2 separate regions of the Homo sapiens genome follow, and region 2 is linked to region 1. Evidence: chromatin loops called from intact Hi-C (ENCODE). Cell type or tissue: endothelial cell of umbilical vein. All regions are shown on one strand. Region 1 overlaps DCHS1 (dachsous cadherin-related 1). Region 2 overlaps DNHD1 (dynein heavy chain domain 1).

The links. Hi-C counts contacts between places; a loop is a spot of excess contacts. Peaks named below come from ENCODE experiments on the same cell type or tissue, not always from the same donor. Only the 100,000 strongest peaks of a DNase experiment are listed, where the experiment ranks them.
Region 2: a loop joins it to region 1, with 7 times the contacts of the local background. A loop is called at or near these places in 1 of 110 quality-filtered maps.

Annotation. Positions count from the first base shown.
Region 1 is chr11:6,632,778-6,637,777 of GRCh38, forward strand. DCHS1 (dachsous cadherin-related 1) reads right to left here. Exons shown (of 21, transcript NM_003737.4): 3 at 1,341-1,529; 4 at 1,012-1,243; 5 at 635-871; 6 at 1-279. Among named protein-coding and RNA genes, the nearest start is that of TPP1, 16 kb to the left of the region's middle. In endothelial cell of umbilical vein, no CTCF peak of the experiment used is centred here; a DNase peak (open chromatin) is centred at 2,934; H3K27ac peaks cover 2,764 bases.
Region 2 is chr11:6,566,697-6,571,696 of GRCh38, forward strand. DNHD1 (dynein heavy chain domain 1) reads left to right here. Exons shown (of 43, transcript NM_144666.3): 35 at 1-69; 36 at 199-1,164; 37 at 1,360-1,546; 38 at 1,758-1,880; 39 at 1,969-2,170; 40 at 3,313-3,404; 41 at 3,551-3,700; 42 at 3,922-4,727; 43 at 4,940-5,000. Among named protein-coding and RNA genes, the nearest start is that of RRP8, 34 kb to the right of the region's middle. RefSeq lists enhancers at 1,197-2,054, 4,409-4,916. In endothelial cell of umbilical vein, no CTCF peak of the experiment used is centred here; a DNase peak (open chromatin) is centred at 1,995.

The DNA of each region.
Region 1 (5,000 bases):
GAGTCCCTGGGGCAGTGTTTGGTGGTAGCAATACCGTGTCTTCAGGTGCAGGAAAGGCAGGGGAGTTGTCATTCACATCATCCAGCAGCACACGCACCCGAGCTACAGCGAAAGCTGGGGGCACTCCACTGCCTGCTCGCACCTCCAGCTCCAACACTGGTCCCAGTAGCTCCCGGTCCAGAGGGCGAAGTGTTTGCAACAGTCCTGATACCGCATCTAGGGAGAAGAGTCCTCGGGGATCCCCACCTGATAGGGAAAGGGTCACAGGTGCCAAGCGACCTAGGGAGGATGAAAAAGGGATCAGGAAAGAGATGGAGGGGCACTTATTGAGTCAGGACCCAGAGTCTGATCCCGAGAAGGACTGGGCAGTGCCCACACCCATGCCTTTCAAAATATTAGGAGGAGGGGCAGGGGTTGGCAAAGAAGTTGGTTGGCACGCACTGAGGTGACATTCCTATGCCTCATGAAGCAGTGTGCCTGCACTGTGCCTAAGGAGGTGTTGGGCATTGGTACAGGAGTGTTTTATACTGGGGCTATCTGCCCTGTGATACTCTAAGGTATCTTCGGATGGTGCTGGAGGGTTATACTGGGGTATTTGGGTCTGACACCAAGTGGGTATAAAGCTAAATGATACCTGGTGGGTTGTGTGCCTGGACTATGCCCACACTGGTGCCTGGTGCCACATCCTCTGGCACAGAAAAAACATACTGTAGTTGCTCAAATATGGGTGGTGTGGGGGTTCCAGGCACAATGCTGATGTCCACTCGGGCACTGGGTTCTGCCTGTAGGCCACCTCCGTCCTCAGCCCCGATCTCCAGCTGCACCACAGAATTGGCCCGTCTGGCCAAGGGCCAGGCTACTGTCAACAGCCCTGAGAGGAAGAATAGAAGCAGAGATATATAAGGAAACATAATAGGGCTAGAAAGGTTATGGAGGAGGTGGGTAGGACATCATTTAGGCAGGTGGGGAGGGGGACCTGGGGGAAGGCCCCGGGAATGGGAGGATCCTCACCTGATTGCTCATCCAAGGTAAAAAGTGGGGGGCTGTTGCCAGCCAGGATATGGTAGGAGAGTCGCCCATGGGATCCCTGGTCAGGGTCATGGGCACGCAACCTCAGCACAGCTGTGCCTGGTGGACTCTGGGCACTTATACTGGCAGCATACTCCCGTGGATAAAACTGAGGAGGGTTGTCATTCTCGTCTGACAGAAACACCTTCACATATACCATGGACTTGAGGCCTCCCTGGTGGGACATGCAGCCATAGGTCAGGTGGGCCTCATCTGGCCCTGGTGAGTGCCCTACCCCAACATCCCAACCTGCCCTTGGTCTACTGACTTACCCCATCCACAGCTGTCACTGTGAAGTCAAAGCTTGAGGGCCCCTGGTCACGGTCCAGGGTCCGGGTTGTGCACACATCACCGCTGTGGGCATCAATGCGGAATGGGGGAGATCCGGAGGACCCAAGTCCAGCACCCAAGGAATAGGAGAGGAGGCCAAATGGGCCACTATCCGCGTCTGTGGCTGTCACCTAGGGAGAGGCTGGGGTGAGTGGTGTCCCCTCTTCTTTGCCAGAAAAGCCAGAGGTAGGTGGCCATTAGAATGAACAACTGGTGCTAAGTCTCTGGATGGCGGACACACAGAGAGGACTAGTAGGACATGGGCCCAAACCCAACCTCAGCCTGTACCTCACCATTTAGTTAGGTTCCTAAGTGCCTCTAGCCATAACATTTTTTGTCAGCTGGTCAATACATAACCTTGTTTGATGTGTGTTTCTGTTTAAAGACATCTTATGTTTAATATACATTGTTCATTCATTAACATTGAACTCACAGCCAACAGCACTGTAACTCATGCCTGAATAAAGCTTATCTAACATATGTATTTTCTCCATACAACACATCACAGCCTTCTTGTACTGAGGAACATTAGACCACACTTCAGCACTACACTTGGGGACCATTTAAACAGTGAAATCATCAGCTTTTTGCACTAAAAAAATGAAAAAAAAAAGTTGCAGTAAATAGACCTGAAAGGGACATTTGTTTACAAGCATGAGAGCCCAAATGAGAAGGCAGAACATCGTCTTGTTCACCCTGTGCTGGGAATGTGAACATTAGGTAACTCAAATTTTTCATCTCTCTGCCCATGTCCAGGAATGCTAGTATTGATTTTGGAGTTACAAATAAATTTTCGAGATTAAGTGAATTCACAAATAATGAGGACCAACTGTACTTAGAAAGAAGAAAGGGCTGTGACCTCAAATTCCAGGTGGGTCCAGGAAGTTAATACCCTCACCAAGTCTCATAATCACCCCAAACCAAGAACTCACCGACAGTGGAATTATTGAGACTGATTTATAGGTTTGATCTTTATTGAGTTTGATTATTACAGAGTGGGATCTGATTAATACTGGGATCTGATCACTATAGGGTCTGTTCTATAGATTTATGGGTGTGTGGCTCATGCATCGTTAGCCTAGTACAGTGCAAGGTACATAGTAGGTGCTTTATGTGTATTTTTTCACCGAGTAAATCGACGGTCTGATCATCCTGCTTTGTAACAAAACCTTCTTTCACACTAAGTTTTATACATTGGGTACACATTAGGCCCTCAATAGTGGGTTAGCTGGTGCTGACAACTGTAGCCTGTGACAAAGCGCTCTTTGTGGATATAAGGACCTCAGGGTCAGGATATGCTGCAAGAGGAAGCTGGAGAGTTCCCCTTTCTCAGCCAGAAAATGTGCTTAGAGAGAAAGCTGGCCAAGGACTTCTGATTGTGGCCCAGACCCTTGACAGAAATGATCTGTGCCATTGTTTACCCTCCTGAGAGACACCAAGACCCTGCCATGGCTGAACCCTGGAAACAGCTTCTGCTCCAACTCTCTACTGTGGCTGTGGGCCCGGATATCCCAGGAGACAGACTTCCCCTACATCAATCCTGGCAGGCAGCAGCACAGCTGCGGCACCATCTCCAGAAGCTGTTAACGACCTTTGCCCTCTGACTCGCTGCAGGAAGAAAGCAATAAACAGTGGTCTGGGGAAGTTGTCAGGAAGTGACCCCAAAAGGCACAGGGGCCACTGACTGGAAATGAGCAAGGCAGAAGTGAATTTCCTGGCCTGTACAACCCCTGCTCAGAGGTTTCACTGCAAATACAGTCTCCATTTTCAGCAGATTCTCAGCTCAGCGTCTCAGTCCGACCTTGGTCGGCTCCCTCTCCCATTCTGCCCCAAAGCCATAATAAACTTCATCCCTCTTCTCTTGCCCCCATCCCATCCCTTGCTCTCATCAGATGCACTATTTCAAGGAGAAAAGAAAGACACTTATCTGTGAACTCTCTAAACTTCTTACTAGCCTCGAAACTTACTCCATATGCCTATCCCAACCTCTTTTCCAGGTGTACCTCCTGCTTTGACTTTTCAAAACATAAATTATTTATTTATTTAATTTATTTTTGAGACAGGCTCTCTGTTGCCCAGTCTGGGGTGCAGTGGTGTGATCCTAGCTCACTGCAACTTCGAACTCCTGGGCTCAAGCAATCCTCCTGCCTTAGCCTCCGGAACAACTAGGACTACAGGCGTGCACCACCATGCCTGGCTAGTTTTTTTATTTTTTGCATAGACAGTGTTTCACTATGTTGCCCAGGCTGGTCTCAAACTCCTGGCCTCAACCAGTCCTTCCACCTTGGCCTCCCAAAGTGCCGAGATTACAGGCGTGAACCACTGTGCCTGGCCTTTATTTATTTTTTAAGACAGGCTCTCACTATGTTGTCCAGGCTGGTTTGGAACTCTTGGGCTCAAGTAATCCTCCTGCCTCAGCCTCCCGAGTAGCTTGGATTACAGGGATGCATCACCATGCCCATCTCTCCTGCTATGACTTCTTGATGCTACTTTTCCTGCTTCTCCACCCACTGCTTCCCCCACCACCCACTGCCAGTCTTCCTCCATCTCCCCTTATCTGCCTGTTCTTACACACTGTTCCCTGGAATCTCTCCTTGGCCTCTTCTCACTCCACACATTCTCTCAGGGCCTTGCCTTTTACTTCAGCCATCGTCTATACTTTCACTCTAGACCACTCCTCTGAGATTTCCCAACTTTTACATCCAGATGGCTGCTCAGCACCTCCACCTGGATGTCCCACAGGCACCCTAAATCCGACCAGCCCAAAACTAAACTCATGATCATTCCAAACCTGCTCTAATGACTCTTCCATCCACACAGTTGCTAAAGCCAGAAATCAGTTCTTCCCTTTTCTCACCTGGTATATCAATCAACCAGGGATTAAGTAAGTCCTCATTAACTCTATTTGTCTGTTCCTTTCCATCACCATTATCACCATTCTGACTTAGGCCTGAGCTGTCCTGAGTTATTGCTCCCCTGCATTATTTTGATTACCTTCTCATAGAGGTCTGACCCTCTGATCTGTACTCTCCACCAGGGTTTCTCAAATTGGCACTACTGACATTTTGGACCAGATAATGCTTTATTATGGGAGCTGCTAAGTGCCTTGCAGGATGGTTAGCAGCATTCTCAGCCTCTACCCACTAGATGCCAATAGTCTCCCACCCATTGTGACAATCAGAAATTTCTCTAGATATTGCTAATATCCCTTCTGGGGGGCAAAGTCACCCCTGGTTATGAACCACTGCTCTACATTGACTACCATTTGCATAAACAAATCTGATAATATTGCTATAGAAAAAAGCTCAAACCCTCTGACTTGGCTGAGCCTCCCTGCAGTCTCATCTCCCACCTTCCCATCTCCAGTCTTAACTCCAGAGATCCTGAGCCCCTAGTAGGCCCTTGAACAAACTGGGCCCTCCCACACCTCTGTGCACCTCACCTCTGCTTGGAAGCCTTCCCCCATCTGATACTCTCATAAATTGCTCATTCTTTAAGTCTCAACTCAGGGATCCCTTCCTTCAGGAAAGCACTCATACTGCCTATCTGTACCTCATATATATCCCCAAATGGAAATGTTCTTATTGGAATGAAACTATTTC
Region 2 (5,000 bases), 66 kb before region 1:
CTCGAGACCCGCTGGCAGGACCTAAAGATCAGAGCCCTAGATACCTGCAAGGCTGTGGAGGCTGCTGAGGTGCTTGGGGGCTCAGTCTGTGGGTTGAGATGAGCATTGGATGGACCTGGGTAAGGGGGTGGAGATGAATGTAGATGTTTGGGGTCTGTGGGAAAGGGCCAGATCCATCCAACAAATGAGTGTATGCAGGAGCGGCTGCTGACGATGCTGCTGTTCCAGAATCCGAAGCGTCAGAAGCCAGCCAAGTTTCTGCGGAACATAGTGAGGGCCCAAGGAAAGCTATGCCAGCTGCGTGCTCATTGTGAAGAGTTAGAAGGGCAGAAACTACAGGAGATGGTATTGTGGGCACCCTATCGACCTGTGGTTTGGCATGGAATGGCCATGGTAAAGGCCCTAAGCCAACTGCAGAACCTGCTGCCACTTTTCTGTATGAGCCCAGAGAACTGGCTGGCAGTCACTAAGCAGGCTCTGGACAGCATGAAGCCACGTGAGATTAATCACGGGGAGGACCTGGCCAGCCATCTACTGCAATTGAGAGCACACCTGACCCGCCAGCTGCTGGGCAGCACCGTGACTGCACTGGGCCTTACCCAAGTACCCTTGGTGGGTGCATTGGGCGCTTTGGCTCTGCTGCAAGCAACAGGGAAAGCATCAGAGCTGGAAAGACTGGCACTCTGGCCTGGACTAGCAGCCTCTCCCAGCACAGTCCACAGCAAGCCAGTCTCAGATGTGGCTCGACCGGCCTGGCTTGGGCCAAAAGCCTGGCATGAATGTGAGATGTTAGAGCTGCTGCCCCCATTTGTTGGCCTGTGTGCCTCCCTGGCAGGCCACTCCAGTGCTTGGCAGGCTTACCTGTCACTGTCATCCACAGTGCTGGGTCCTGCACCTGGGCCAGGGCCTGAGCCACTCAGCCTCCTCCAGAAGCTGATCCTGTGGCGCGTTCTGCGACCTGAGTGCCTGGCAGGTGCCCTGGCAGACTTCACCACTAGCCTCCTGGGTCGGCCCCTGGATGAAAACACGTATGCTCCCACCATGCCCTTTAAACATAGTCAGGCTACTCAGCCCATGCTGATCTTGTTGCCACCGCCTGGCCACCCCTCAGCCACTCTGCATCCTCTGACTGTCATCCAGAAACTGGCTGCCAAGTATCAGCAGGTTTGAACCTAGTTTCTTGGCCACAGAGTGACCAGGCTCCTGTGGGCTGGGGCATGGGGGACCCCCTCCAAGCATTTTCATGGATCTTTCTGTACTACGTAGGGACTTTGGGGATCATGGTAGCATTAGTTTGGGTCCCTCGGGTCACCCTAGGATCACTTTGAGTCATGCTGCCATCTCTTTTTTGGTCCCCAGGGGCAGAAGCAACTGCAGGTGATAGCCCTGGGCTCTGAAGCCTGGGACCCAGTCTCAGTTGTGGTCAGCACTCTATCCCAGGCTATGTATGAGGGGCACTGGCTGGTGCTGGACAACTGTCATCTGATGCCCCATTGGCCGAAAGAGCTGCTACAGCTCTTGCTGGAACTGTTAGGCAGAGCCAAGGGTGAGTTTATTGCCTAGATTGGCTTCCAGGATCCTATCCTACACTTGGGCCTTAGCTTGAAATCTCAGGCCTCATGGCCAGTGACCTAGCACCAAACTTGTCCACTTGGCCTTGTATCTGACTCCTGACACCCCTAGCCTCAAGTCTGATTCCTAGACTTCTGCCTGACCCTTTATCCAAGGACTGATCTCAGACCCTTGTCTGACTCTAGTGGTTGCAGACCTGGAATCAGAACAGCTTTTAGACCAACCTGAAAGCAGGAATGTAAGCACTGTTCACAGAGATTTTCGTCTTTGGCTTATTGTGCCTGCAGAGTCTAGTGCTTCTTTGCCAGGTGAGGAGCTTAACCCCCTACAGGCTCTCAAATTGGAAGTGGGAGGGCAACTGTGCTGTGCTGACTCAGCACTCTCCTTCCTCCCCAGCTGTGCTGACTCAGCACTCCATGCCTGTTTTCTGGAACCAGTCCCTGGAGCTGGGCCATGTTTTGATTGACAGTGTGGAGCTAGCCCAGCAAGTACTCTACATGCAACCCCCCACCCAGGCACTACCTCTGCTCCTCCTCCATGGCCTCCTGCTACACCGGCAGCTCTATGGAACAAGGCTGCAGGCACACAGGGGGCGCTGGTGAGGGACCCCCACCCATTCCTGCTCAGTCAATCACTCAACAAACATTGAGTATCTTCCATATGCTGGGATGAGTAAAACTAATTCATCTTTGGAAGCTCCAAAGAGCAAGGGCAAGGGGAAGTCAAGGAAGGCTTCTCCAAAGACTTTGAGATTTTACTTTGAATTGAGTCTTAAAAGCAGAGGCAAATCAGGTAGAGATGGGCCTTTCTGAGCAGAGGGACCTAAACTCAGTAGAAGGGAGGAGACTTGAGTGTGGTTGACGTGGACATGCTGGGTGTTGAGGAGGGAGAAGTAAGGTTCATTATAAAGGGCCTTTAAGACTAGGGCAAGGTAGGCCAGGTACAGTGGCTCATGCCTGTAATCTCAGCACTTTGGGAGGCGAGGCGGATGGATCACGAGGTCAGGAGATCGTGACCATCCTGGCTAACACAGTGAAACCCCATCTGTACTAAAAATACAAAAACTTAGCCAGGCATGGTGGCAGGTGCCTGTAGTCCCAGCTACTTGGGAGGCTGAGGCAGGAGAATGGCGTGAACCTGGGAGGTGGAGCTTGCAGTGAGCCGAGATTGCACCACTGCACTCCAGCCTGGGTGACAGTGCGAGACTCTGTCTCAAAAAAAAAAGACTAGGGCAAGGTGCCTGATTTTATCCTGAAGACAGTGGGAAGCCACTGAAGGGTTTTAAGTAGAAGAAGAAACAATATCCTTTTTGTGTGTTGGAAGGATCACTCTGGATGCAACATGGAGAATGGATCAGAGGAGGCAGGACTGGGGGCAAGCAGAGCAGCTTTAGGAGACTCTGGAAGTCTCCAGGGAAGAGATTGTGGTATGGGTAGTAGGGTAGTAGCCATGGAAGGGATAGAGAATAAATATGGGGTGAAGAGGAAGGAGGTGTCGAGGATGACTCTCAGATTTTTGCTTTAGATAATTGGGTGGCTGGCGGTACCTCTCACTGAAATAGGAGGTGGAACAGGTTTTGTGGGGGGAAATGATGATTTCAGTTGAAAGCAAGTTGTATTTGAGGTGCCAAGTGGCAATGAACCCGAAGCTCAGGAGAGAGGTTTGAACTGAAGACAAGACTTGACAGTCCTCAGCATATAGATGATATGTGAAACCCTGCTTTCCGCTCCCCTTCTCTAGGAGTCAAGTGACTCTAACCCAGGTTCTTCAGACCCAAGACCAGCTGTGGGCAAGTCTTAGCAATCCCCGTGCTGCCATGCAAGAGCTGGCTGGTGAGACCCTTCCTCTCCCCCTTGGAGTCATCAGCCCCCAGGAGAGCCTGGAAGAGGGTGGGGGTGGGATACAATTCACAGCTTTGGTTTTGGCGGTGGTGGAAACTGAAGGTACTGGAACTGAGAGACTCTAACCTCATCTTCAGCTTCAGTTTTCTACGGGGGTCCTCTGGGGGACACTGAGGACAGGGAGGCCCTGATTAGCCTCACACAAGCCTGCCTGAGCCCCAGTAGTGGGAGCTGGGTCCAGCCACACACACCTCAGTCTTTGCTGGCCACGCTCATGCCCCTCCCAGGTAAGCCTCACTCAGGTATCTGTTTTGGGGTAGGGAATAGTGCAATGCAATGCCACCCCCCACAGAAATGTGGACAGCAGTCTCAATAAAGGTATATGAGGGGGTAATATTCATACTGTTATGGGGGTGATGGCAGTAAAGGCTCAGAGGAAGGCCTACTCTCTCGAGTCTAGGGTGGGGAGAGTCCATCTTGTCCCTCACCCCTCACCTCTATCCCCAAGAGCTAAGGGAGCTGGATGCAATGGCAGAGTGCAAGGCCCAGATGCACCTACTGCCCTCACCACCTGAACCCCGGCTCTGCGGACTGAGTGAGGGCCCCCAAGCCTGGCTGTTGCGACGCCAGAGTCGCGCTCTCTTGAGTGCGCTGCAGCGGAGTTCACCCGTGTGGGTTCCTGAGTCTCGAAGAGGCGCCCAGCTTGCGGAAAGGCGACTGCGGCAACGCCTAGTGCAAGTCAACCGGAGGCTGGAGTCACTGCAGGATCTGCTGACCCACGTGATTCGCCAAGACGAGTCCGACGCCCCGTGGTCAGTGCTGGGGCCAAATGCACGGCGGCCTCTGGAGGGCGTCTTAGAGACCGAGGCTCTAGAACTGAGCCAGTTGGTGGGCACGCTACAACGCGACCTTGATTGCCTGTTGCAGCAGCTGAAGGGCGCACCCCCGTGCCCCTCCCGCCGCTGTGCTGCGGTGGCCCACGCTCTCTGGACTGGCCGCCTACCCTTGCCTTGGCGACCTCATGCGCCGGCCGGTCCGCAGCCGCCCTGGCACTGGCTGCGACAGTTGTCGCGCCGTGGGCAACTGTTGGTTCGTTACTTGGGCGTGGGCGCGGACGCGAGCAGTGATGTACCAGAGCGCGTCTTCCACCTGTCAGCCTTTCGCCACCCGCGCCGCCTGCTGCTGGCATTGCGTGGGGAAGCTGCCCTGGACCAGAATGTGCCCAGCTCGAATTTCCCTGGTAGCCGAGGCTCGGTCTCCAGTCAGCTCCAGTATAAACGTCTGGAGATGAACAGCAACCCTCTGCACTTCAGGGTATCTTCGCGCCGCCCCTCGTTCGCGGTTCCAGTCCCCTCGAAGTCTCTAATTACACCTCGCAGTTACCCCTTCTTGGTGATCTTGCCCCCGGTAACCCTGCTAGCTTCTCCGATCTCGCTTCACCACGACCTCCTACCCGCTAACCCCCACTTCCCACCTGCCACCTCCCAGCTTCCTAGCCTTGCCTGACCAGCTTCTGACGCCCCCAGGTGGAGAATGGTCCAAATCCCACGGTTCCAGAGAGAGGGCTGCTGCTGATCGGGCTACAGG